Linked DNA regions of Homo sapiens: region 2 is linked to region 1. The links are chromatin contacts, found by Hi-C or POLR2A ChIA-PET in ENCODE. All regions are on one chromosome and are shown on one strand. The core of a region is the stretch at or near the end of the contact, and the rest is flanking DNA. Distances in the headings are between cores, read along the strand shown.

What was found. A loop is a pair of places that touch in the nucleus more often than their neighbours do. ChIA-PET counts read pairs that join two places held with the same protein, here RNA polymerase II (POLR2A).
Region 2: a map of breast epithelium shows a loop between it and region 1 (23-fold over the local background). The contact joins two enhancer-like sites. A Hi-C loop is called at or near these places in 1 of 168 maps with a recorded cell type or tissue (breast epithelium). POLR2A ChIA-PET finds 5 or more read pairs at or near these places in 3 of 52 experiments (H1, PC-9 and WTC11).

The regions. Positions count from the first base shown.
Region 1 is chr1:228,335,650-228,340,739 of GRCh38, reverse strand. OBSCN (obscurin, cytoskeletal calmodulin and titin-interacting RhoGEF) reads right to left here. Exons shown (of 116, transcript NM_001386125.1): 74 at 4,889-4,949; 75 at 4,470-4,540; 76 at 3,614-3,736; 77 at 3,357-3,496; 78 at 2,596-2,796; 79 at 2,368-2,450; 80 at 1,714-1,887; 81 at 639-795; 82 at 118-234; 83 at 1-16. Among named protein-coding and RNA genes, the nearest start is that of TRIM11-AS1, 56 kb to the left of the region's middle. Within about 2 kb of position 2,344, at least 2 of the 41 ENCODE cell types and tissues checked have a DNase peak (open chromatin) inside an H3K27ac peak, as active enhancers do.
Region 2 is chr1:228,376,322-228,381,411 of GRCh38, reverse strand. It overlaps OBSCN (obscurin, cytoskeletal calmodulin and titin-interacting RhoGEF), which reads right to left. Exons shown (of 116, transcript NM_001386125.1): 111 at 4,538-4,619; 112 at 4,121-4,360; 113 at 3,700-3,923; 114 at 3,406-3,481; 115 at 2,992-3,141; 116 at 2,536-2,794. The coding sequence ends at 2,617. Among named protein-coding and RNA genes, the nearest start is that of TRIM11-AS1, 15 kb to the left of the region's middle. RefSeq lists an enhancer at 2,745-2,814. Within about 2 kb of position 2,716, at least 19 of the 41 ENCODE cell types and tissues checked have a DNase peak (open chromatin) inside an H3K27ac peak, as active enhancers do.

The sequences.
Region 1 (5,090 bases), core at 1,095-3,594:
TGTTGCGGATCAGCTCCTGGGGCCGGGGCGAAGGTCAGGGCTTAGAATGCTCCACAGGCTGGAACCCAAGAGACCCAGCCTGGGCAGAGGAGGCGGGGCAGGGGAGGTGGTGCCCACCTTCAGCAAGGCCTGGTAGCGCTGCACCCGCTCCACTGGCTGCTCCAGGTAGTGCTGCAGAGGTGGTGGCGGGGGCTGAGAGGGGTCCCCTGCCAACAGGGCCTCCTCCGCGTATTTCTGTGGGAACCAGGAGGGTGGGTTTTAGGGCAGGAGTGCAAGGCCCACTGATGGCTGTGTCCCTGAGAGCTGGAGGGTGGGTCCCCAGGGTGCACACACAGCCTACACCCCAGGTGACAGCTGTCATCACCTCCTGACAGGTGACAAGCACAGGACTTGGGCTGCTGAAGTGGCCTTCCCAGAAGCACAGGGCTGCAAAAGCAGCTCCACCCGCATTTCTGAACTGAGGCCCAAGGGGGGTGCAGGGAGGCTGTGGGCAGTGGCGAGGTCGGGGAAGATGAGCGCAGGCTCTGATGTGGGCAGAACAGGATGAACCTTGGAGGACGCCTGGGCTCAGTGAGCCTTCAAAGGGAGCCAAGGGCAGGCACTGAGGTTCAGGAGCCCATGAGTTCAGGCATGGGCACCTTGTAGAACTCCTGGATGGCCGTGCTGACGACCACCGACTCAGCCTGCACACGCCCCACCAGGAACTCCAGGTACTGCTCAAAGGCCGCCTGGTTCTTGATGAAGCACATGGCCACGTCGTCGTCCGTGTCGCACTGCTGCAACTCCTGCAGGAAGCTGCTGTGAAGGGGGATGGCATCAGGACTCAGCCTGCGCCCCATAGCCTGGCCCTGAGCCCTCACCTCTGGGAGGAAGCTGGCCCCTGCACAAGGGCTGGGGCCCTGTGGCTCCTGGGGTCTGTGAGAGTGTGCGTGCAGACATGTGTGGGCATGCAAATAAGTGCTTGTGTGCCGTGTATGAAAGCTCACATGAATATTACATATGTACATGTATGTGGGCGTGCACATTTGTGGAGGCATGTAAATGTGTATGAGCACACATGTGGTTGCATACACAGGCAGGTGGTGGAGGAAGGAGGTGTTGTATGCTATACGCATGCGTGCATGTATTAAAGTGTGCAGATAAAAGGGTGTGCATGTACATGCTGGGTGTGCACATGTGTGCAGAAGTGCATATGCATAGATGTGCAGAGATAGTGTGGGGGCATGTACATATGTGTGTCCATGTGTATAACATATATACATGTACACAGGCATATATGCGTGTGCACGTCTATAGGCATGCACTGTGTGCACATAGGTGATGTGCACGTGTATGTGGGTGTATGTACTGTGTGCATGTGTGTGCATTTACAGATGTGCACATGTGCCATGCACATGGGTGTATGCTGTTAAAGGCTGCACCTGTACACATGTATGTGTTCATGTGTGCACACGTGTGAGGGTGTGCATGCACTTGGGCCTGCGCACATGCCAGTTAGCAGTTGGTGCACCGCAGGCCTTCCCATGAGTAAGCCAGGTACACATGTCTGGGTTTCTGAGGGGAGGGGTGCTGAGGGATAAATCAAGTCAGCACAGGTTCTCTCCCCCCTTGGCTCCAACCCACCTGCAGGAGGCCTGGCCCTACAGTGTGTCCATGCATGGACGTGTGTGTGTGTGTGTGTGTGTGTGTGTGTGTGTGGCCCCACCCACCCACCTGCTGTGGAAGCGGCCGATGTCCCGCACATTGCGGAAGATGACTGCCTTCTGGCCGGCCACAGCTATGGGCACGTGGGGGCAGCGCTCCAGGTGCTGCAGGTGGTGGCTCTGCAGGAACTGCAGCTCCTCCACGAAGGCCTGCTCAGAACTCAGCAGCTCCTGGATCACAGAGCTGGGCAGGAGGGGGCTGCCGTAAGGGACCACGGAGCTCCTGCTTCCCGTGCAGGGACTGTGGGCCACGAGGCCCCCACTCCCTCAGCTGCTAGATGGGAGCGCCTCCTGCTGCGCAGCCTGTTGCCTGCTCGCAGGAAGTGGGAGAGCAGGTGGAGAGAGGCTCCCTCTTGGACAAGGCCGGCCCCAACATCAGGAAGCCACCCAGATGGGTCCTGCCAGCACGAGGCTGGGAGGGCAGCTGCGGGAACCCAGGCAGCTCTGGGCCTGCTCTGCTGTCCTCGGCCCCCACCCGTCCCTAACAGGCTCACACAGGAGCGCTGTTTCAGAGGCCCCCGCAGAGGAATCAGCATGGCCATGACCCCAAGACCTCCAGGGTTAGGTCCTGGACCCAGAGCCAGGGCAAGCGGCCTGCTTCTTTGGGAGACTGTCCAGCTGGTGGGATGCCAGTGCCACCACCTCCGGCCCGGCAGTCACTCACCTCAGCCTTGCCTTGTATTCGTCTTCAGACACAGCCTCCCCAGGGAACTCAGGGGCCTCAGCGGCCCCCCACTCAGGTGACAGCTGGTGAGGGACAGGAGTTTTCTGTTGGGGTACTGAGCTCTGGCCCTGCCCCGCGGGGATCGGGCTCTCGCCCCTCAAATTGGGACGACCCTGCTAGGGGCCTCCGGGACCCCTGAGGACCCCTCCTGCCTGGCCATTCAGATACCTTGAGCCTCCTGTCCAGGTAGGCTGGTGACACCCAGCCCTGCCGTGAGGGGCTGGACTTGGTGGGCTTGGTGCGGACAAGCCAGCGCAGTGGGTGGGCTGCATCCAGGACCTCCACATACTGGCCTTCCCGCAGCGTGATGGCATCCTGCTCAGCCCCTAGGGGCAGGTAGTCAGCGGTGACCACGTAGATGTCAAAGATCTGAGAGAGGGATGGGGGTGCTGAAGTGGTGAGACCCGGGAGGTGCCAGCCGGGCCTGCCGAGATCCTAAGCCACAGGGCAGGGATCCCCAGAGTCAGCGTGCACACGCCCAGTTCCCCCTCCACGCAGAACAGCGGGAATGTGGGAGACCTCCCCTGCCCCACCCCCAACCTTAGAGGTCACCACAGCCCCAGGGTCTCCAGGCCTGGACTGCCTACACTCAGTTACTTGTTTACCTTCTCCCCATCTCCACACCCACCCCAAGCCCTAACAGGGTGCCTGGTACACTGAGGCCTGAGACACATTCTCCATTGAAGGAACAAAGGAGTGAATGAATGAATCAAACAAATGGCTCTCCCAGAAGGCAAGTCTCTGCCGGGCCCCGTGAGGAGAAGACCCTGTTCTCACCAGTTCCTGCCTCCTATGCACCTTGGTGCGGTCCCACCTCCCTAGAGTCCCATGGGGGTCCTGCCTCCTGAGTCCCTCTCCACCCTGCACCTTCTCTTCAGGAAGGTCAGGGCCTCTCCCTGCCCTGCTCCCAGAGGGTTCCAGCCGCCCACCTCGCCTCGGGCATCGCCGTCCTCTGACTCTGAGGAAGACTCCTGGATGCTGGAGGATGGCCGTGATCGGCCATGGCGGGGGGATGCAGATGGTGTCTTGGAGTCCTCATCACTGTCACCTCCGGGCACCTGCAGCTTGGCTGGGGGTGCAAGGATCATGACACCCTGGCCTGCCTCTGGCTCTCCAGGGCTCAGGGGAAGGGCAAACACCCCAGACACACCCCAGGGACCCTGGCACATGGGCTGCTGCCCCTCACCCTGCGTGATCTTGGCCGATACCATCTCAGTGATCTGGGAGGTCAGTTTCTGCAGGAACTCCTCTGTGCCCACCTCAGCGAGGGACAGGTGGCCGAGGGCCTCCTTGGCAGCCAGAGGCTCTTCTGCGGATACAAACGCTCTGCTCAGGTGGCTGCGTGCCCCTCGGATGTATACCAGGCACCCCATGCCATAGGCCCATGTTGGGCCCTGGGAGCCGATGGTGAACAAAGAGCCAAGGCCTCCCCCGCATAGTGCTGATGTCCAGCAGGGAGATGATGAGACTCAGTGGCCGGCAGGGCAGGAGGCCAGTGGGAACTGGCCAGGATGAGGAGTCACTCTGGCTCATGAGCGTCAAGCCGAGGCGTGACCAATGGGCTGAGAATGTCCAGAGACAGAGGGCACAGCAGGGGCCGCCAGTGGACAGTGGACGAGGGGCACTGGGGACAGAGTCAGCAGAGGCCAGACCTGCGCATCAGGCTGCAGGAGGAGCCGTGGGTCCAAAGCGGGGCTGTGCTGCCTCTGTTCTCAGTGCCCAGCACCTAGGAGTTCTACCCAGACCCAGGTATCTACACAGCCTGCTGGATGTGAGCTCTGTGCCCAGGGCCGGCCCAGGGACCCCACAGGCTCCCGGATCCACGGGGATCAGACATGGTTCTGACACTAACCAAGCCTCAAGTCCAGGCCTAAGAGAACATGGGTTGGTCCTGGCTGTGTGAGCAGGTGTCCCAAGGCTGTGCTGCTCAGGAGGGGCCTCTGAGGCCAGGAGCCACCCCTGGGCAGCCTCCTCCCTGCCCCCAAGCATCAGGGGATCAGCCACCCTGGCCCCTCACAAGCATGCACCCACCCTGACTGTACCTTTCCTCTGCCCACCAAGGTCAGCAAAACTCGCAGTTTCCAACCCCTGTGCTGAGATGGCTTGTGTGGTCCTAAACAGGTGAAGGGGGTGTCCTGAGAGGCCTGGGCTGGACCCCACCACCCTCTGTCCTTATGCAGAAGCTCCTGACAAAAAGAGGGTCTGGGGGCAACAAACCAAGATACCAGAGAAAGAGGCTCCATACCAGAGAGGCCCAACAGAAGCCCTCACTTTACAATGGGGAAACTGAGATGCAGAGAAGGAAGAGAGCTGGCCCAAACCACATGGCCTGCATGGGGCAGAGCCAGGACACGCTCCGGGACAGGTGCTCTCCCCAGGGGCAGCGCTGTCCTGTCCCCCACTCCTAGAGCGTCCTCCCTGGCCCTGACCGGACTGGCCTGGAGGGGCAACCCTCACTCACCCCTGCAGGAAAGTGGAAATCAGCGCTTCCTTCACTTTCTCCTGCTCCTCCACCTTAGGCACTGTCAGGAGGACCGGCAAGCCATCAGACGGTGCTCCCAACCCCAGCACATCTGATTCCAGATCTGGACTGGGTCCCTCCGAAGCCCTGAGCAGGGGCTGTGCCCGAGCTCACCTCCCCATCCCACTCTTGGCCCGTGGTC
Region 2 (5,090 bases), core at 1,467-3,966, 40 kb before region 1:
CTTTATTTGTAATTGCCCAAAACTGGGAATGACCCAAATGTCCTTCAATGGATAAGTGGTTAAACAAACAGTGGTGCATCCGTAACATGGAATATTCTGCAGCAATACAAAGGAATGAACTATTGACACATACAGCAGTCTTCATGAATTTCCAGAGATGTCAGGCAAAAGATACCACATATAGGATTATTCCATTTATAGAACGTTCCTAAAATGACAAAGTTATATTAGTGCAGAACAAATTGTTGGGTGCCAGGGTTAAGGAGTGTTACTGTGGGAGGAAAGTGGATGTGGTTATTTTTATGCCTTTTTGGGCAGCATAAGGGTTTCCTCGAGATGGAAATGTTCTCTGTCTTGACTGTACCAGTCTTAATGGTCGTCATATTGTACTACAGTTTTGTGAGATGTCAGTGATGGGGCTCAGAATGCAATACCCCAAATTACGGCACCTTGGCATGCTGAGTATCTCAAGCTGAAGGAAATTGTGTCTCTCTGACCGTCTCCTGCTTTTCTGCCTTGAAGGAAGCCATAAGAGAATTCTCTGACCTACCTCCCCCAAAAGCGGGTCATAGGATCCTCATTCCAGAGGCCAAGAAGAATCTGAACAAACGGGCCTTGGCAAGTTGCCCCCAGTTTATTACCATTAAGTTGCACCTGCTTTTTGTCTAAGCATATTTTTACATGACTGTTCATTCTTCATCAAACCCAAGCATAAAAAATAGACAGATTTGCCTGTTTCTTTGGGTTTTTGTTTCTGAAGGCTCACTTGTCACATAAAACCTTTTGTTAAATAGATGTGTGTCATGCTTTATCTTATTAACCTGTCTTTGTGATTGGGGCCATACGTGCAAGGTTCATCCATGCGCCTTGCAATGGGTGAGGAAAAGATACTACCTTCCCCCCCACCCCGCCCTGACATCAGTGTCCTGGGAAAGTGAGTGCACGGTGCCTGTACCCTTTGTGATGCATTGAGTGGTGACATGCTGACTCTCAGGAGGTCGTAAAGGAGGAGGAAGGTAAAGTCAGAGGCAGTGTGGGGGCAGAGGGAGTGAGGGCAGTCAGTTCAAGTTAGAAGATGTTTGTTTTCTTTTTAGAGACAGGGTCTTGCTCTGTGGTCCAGGCTAGAGTGCAGTGGCACAATCACAGCTCACTGCAGCCTTGACCTCTGGGCTCACCTCCCGAGTAGCTGGTACCATGCTGGTGGCATGCACCACCATGCCAAGCTAATTTTTTATTTTTTGTAGAGACAAGAGTCTCCCTATTATTGCCCAGGCTTGTCTTGAACTCCTGGGCTCCAGTGATCCTCCTACCTCAGCCTCCCAAAGTGCTGGGATTACAGGTGTGAGCCACTGTGCCTGGCCGATGCTTGGATTTTGATTCAAAGTGTCCTGGGCTCAGTAAGATTTCAGGGGAGGTGTTCAGCATTTGGACATTGCAGAATGGACCCATCAGCATGTGGTCGTCATTGGGCCCCTGAGATGAGCTGAGAATCAGGAGGGTAGAGACTGCTGTCTACACCCTGCAGCCCCAGCCCCCCAGGAACGAAGCTGTCGTCCAACGTCAGCCTTGTTGCTGGGGACAGTGGAGATCATATCCCCACCCCGGGAACCCTGGGGCTGCTCGAGAAGAGGATGCTATGAAGAGCTGACTGTTTTGGTGATTAAAAGGAGTGTTTAAAACAACCGGGCCTCATTCTGGGTTGCATGCTGTCAGAGAGAGCCAGGACAACTCCATCACTGGATGTCCCCATAAATCTAAGCTGGCCAGGAATCAGCATGACCCATTTTAGCCAAGAGGGGTCGGTTAGCCTCCTCTCCATCTATGCTTAGACATAGGTATGAGGGGCCTGGCCTTGTGTCTGAGGGACCTCTGCAAAAGGTTTTATGTGCAAGAGGAGAAGGCCCTCCCTGCCAGCTCCCAGGTCTCCTGGGCTGCACCTATCTCAAGTTCCCTTTCCCACGTCAAAGAATAGGAGAAAGGACATTCAGCAGCGTTTGAGAGACAACGCGCGCACCCCACGGCCCAGGCTTCCTGCACTCCTGGCAAGGGGCAGGGCGGGGCTCGGCCAGCGTAGTCATTGCCCATGGAATCTCAAACACTGGGTTGCTTTTCACCGAGGCCACGCGCCAGCGACTCTGAAGCCTCCTCTCCTCCAGCGGATCGTGGCCCGCGGCTTCTCGCCCTCGCTTGCACGCTTTGCCCAAGAACTCTTCCCGGGGCAGAGAAGTTGTGGAAACAAGCGGCTGGCCCGACGGCGGAGAAAGCGGGCTGCGGGGCTGCAGGTCAGCGTGATGGAAGAGAGGAAGGCGCACGGCGGGTGGAATAAACGCGCATGGGTGTGAGGACGGAGACGCCCCGAGGGGCTGAACGCGCGGAGCATCGGAGTGAGGGAGCGACCCCTAAGGACGCCTTCTAAGGGGCTCACAGGCCCAAACACAGCGGGGCAGCCTGATCGGCGCCCCAGCCAGAAAGGCGGGGACAGAGCCCTCACTCCCTCTCCTCCCCAAAAGAAAATAATGCAACGAGACGGAAGACTTCTCGCCCGGCTGTGCGTTTTTATTGGCGCGTCTGCAGCGACCCCCAGCGGGGAGACCAAGGGTGTGGCCGGGGCGACCCTCAGCGCACCTGGGCCAGGTTGTGCCTCTTGTACAGCAGCGCGCGTCTCTTCTCGCGATTGCGCACGAAGACGCGCAGCCGCGCGGTAGGGAAGGTCACGGGCGCGGGCCGCGAACAGGCCGGGCCCTCCTCTGTTAGCCACGGGCACTGCAGGCAGCTGGACGCGCAGGGCCGGCCCCTGGGACGGACATAGGCTCAGCACGTGGCCCAGCGGCGGGAGGGGTGTGGGGAAGGCAAGTGGAAAAGGGGAGAGGGGGAAGGGAGAGTACCGAGGGGAAAGGGAGTGGGGGGGCGGGGCGGGGCGGGACGGAAGGAGGAGGGGGCGGGACGGGAGGAGGGGGCGGGGAGAAGGAGGAGGAGAGGGGCGCGCCTTACCAGGGCTGGGCGCACAGAGTGCTGCGCAGGAAGGCCACGGCGCCCCCGGACAGCCCCGCGTAGCAGCGGCTCAGCCGGACCAGCCCCTTGCGCAGTCCTCTCTGCAGGTCGCGTGCACCCTCGCTGCTCACCGGGTACTCGGCGCTCAGCCTGCGCAGGTGGCGGGTGCACGGGCCCTGAGGTCACCCTCCTTGGGTAGACCAGGGCGGAGGGGGAGGGGATGCAGGAGCACTGAGGTCACCCTCGGGTGGCCGGTGCAGGGGCCGTGAGGTCATCCTCGGGTGGACGAGGGTGCAGGGGCCGTGAGGTCACCCTCAGGTGGACGGGGGTGCAGGGGCCCTGAGGTCACCCTCGGGTGGAGGGGGGAGACTGCCCCGCCCACCTAGCAACCCCCAGACAGGTTGGAGGACTCACATGATGAAGGCTGTCACACCGATGGCCCAGATGTCTGTCTGTGGAACAGCCCCCTGGCCCTCCAGGAGCTCTGGAGCTGGGAGGGGCACATGTGGTTGGGCTCAGGTGGAGGGACACAGGTGGTGGGCATGAGTGAGTGGTCCCAGGTGGGATAGGTGGGGCACAGGTGTGTGGGCCAGGTGTGTGGCTGAGTGGGTGGCAGTGGAGCTGGGAGAGAGGACAGCACTGGAGGAGAGGGGGCTTCTTCCTGCCCCCCGCCCCAGGTGAGGTCCCCCCAACTGTCCACACACGCACCCATGGTCTCTAGGTAGTCCTTGAACTTGTCTGAGGGCAGCACCTTCTCCTGGCTGAGGCTCTGTGCATTGCCCAGGTCCACGACCTTGAGCAGGTTGTATTCGGTGATGATCATGTTCTCGGACCTCAGGTCCAGGTGCAGGATGTGCTGGTTGTGCAGGTACTGGGTGGCACTCAACATCTGCCACAGGTAGTCCTTCACCTCGGATTCTGAGTAGGAGGCCCTGGGGGGCAGAAGCTGCTCAGCCCAGGCTCCGGGGTGGGGGCCACCAGGGCCAGGGCTGAGACTACTCCCCGTGGACTGGGAGGGGCACTGGCTGTGCAGAGGGGCCTGGTCCTCCAGCCCCACCCCAGAGGCCTGGGTCCATCAGTCCATCAGTCCGTCCATCAGCTCAACCACACCACCCCAGGCCACCCTCACCTCTCGGCCAGGCAGGGGAGCAGCTCGGGCCCAGAGCACAGCTCCAAGATGAGCACCAGGTGCCGGGGGCTGAGGTAGGCTGCGTGCAGCTGGGCCAGGTGCGGGTGGCGCAGGCCCTTGAGGGCCTCGTATTCGCGCAGCACTGCTGTCTTGTCCTTGGGGTGGTAGGGGATGATCTTGGCGGCCAGCGCCCGCCCGCTGGCCTTCTCCCAGCATTGCCGCACCACGCTGAAGCGGCCCCTGCTCAAGGGGACAGCGGTCAGGCTGGTGGGTGGTCCCCTCCCATTCCCCGATTCCCAACACTCAGAGCAGCAGGAGCCCAGTTCAGCGAGATGGTGGGTGTGGGGGCATGGGTGGTCAACAAGGGGGGGTCCAGGCCCTGGCCCCACCCGCCTGCAGCCCCCCAGGCCACTGCACCTCTGGATCTGTGTCTGGAATGCGAAGGTCTTTGTGCTGGGCAGGGGTTGGGCTGACCGCCCCTGGCTCTCCTCCTCAGAGGCTGTGGGAGGAGGGGCAGATGATAAGAGGGGGTGAAGAGGGCATCCCCACAGCCCCAGCTCTCCCCACGTCTCCCATCACCCCTTCCCAGGCACCTTGACAGCTGGGACTTTGAGTTACGCACTCCCACCTCTTGTTCCTCAGGTTCTGGGGGTATGGGGACAGGGAGGGGGTACAGCAAGCAGTGAGAGGCAACCTGAGTGAGGGTGTGTGTGAGGGCTGCAGGGGCATTTGAGAATGGACCACCCATAGCAATCATGCCCTCTCTTCCTCCCTTGAGCCCAGGGCAGACATTACTAATCAACCCTAGCATTCCTCCACCAAAGCTAGAGGCAGCACAGGCCAGTCACTACCAACTCTCACTACCAACACTCAGAATGAAGCAGAATGGACTTGTGTGCTCGTCAATGAGTGCATGGGAGTGTAGGTGAGTGAAGGGGGGGCCTGGGGGTGAGGCGGCCCCTAAAGTGTG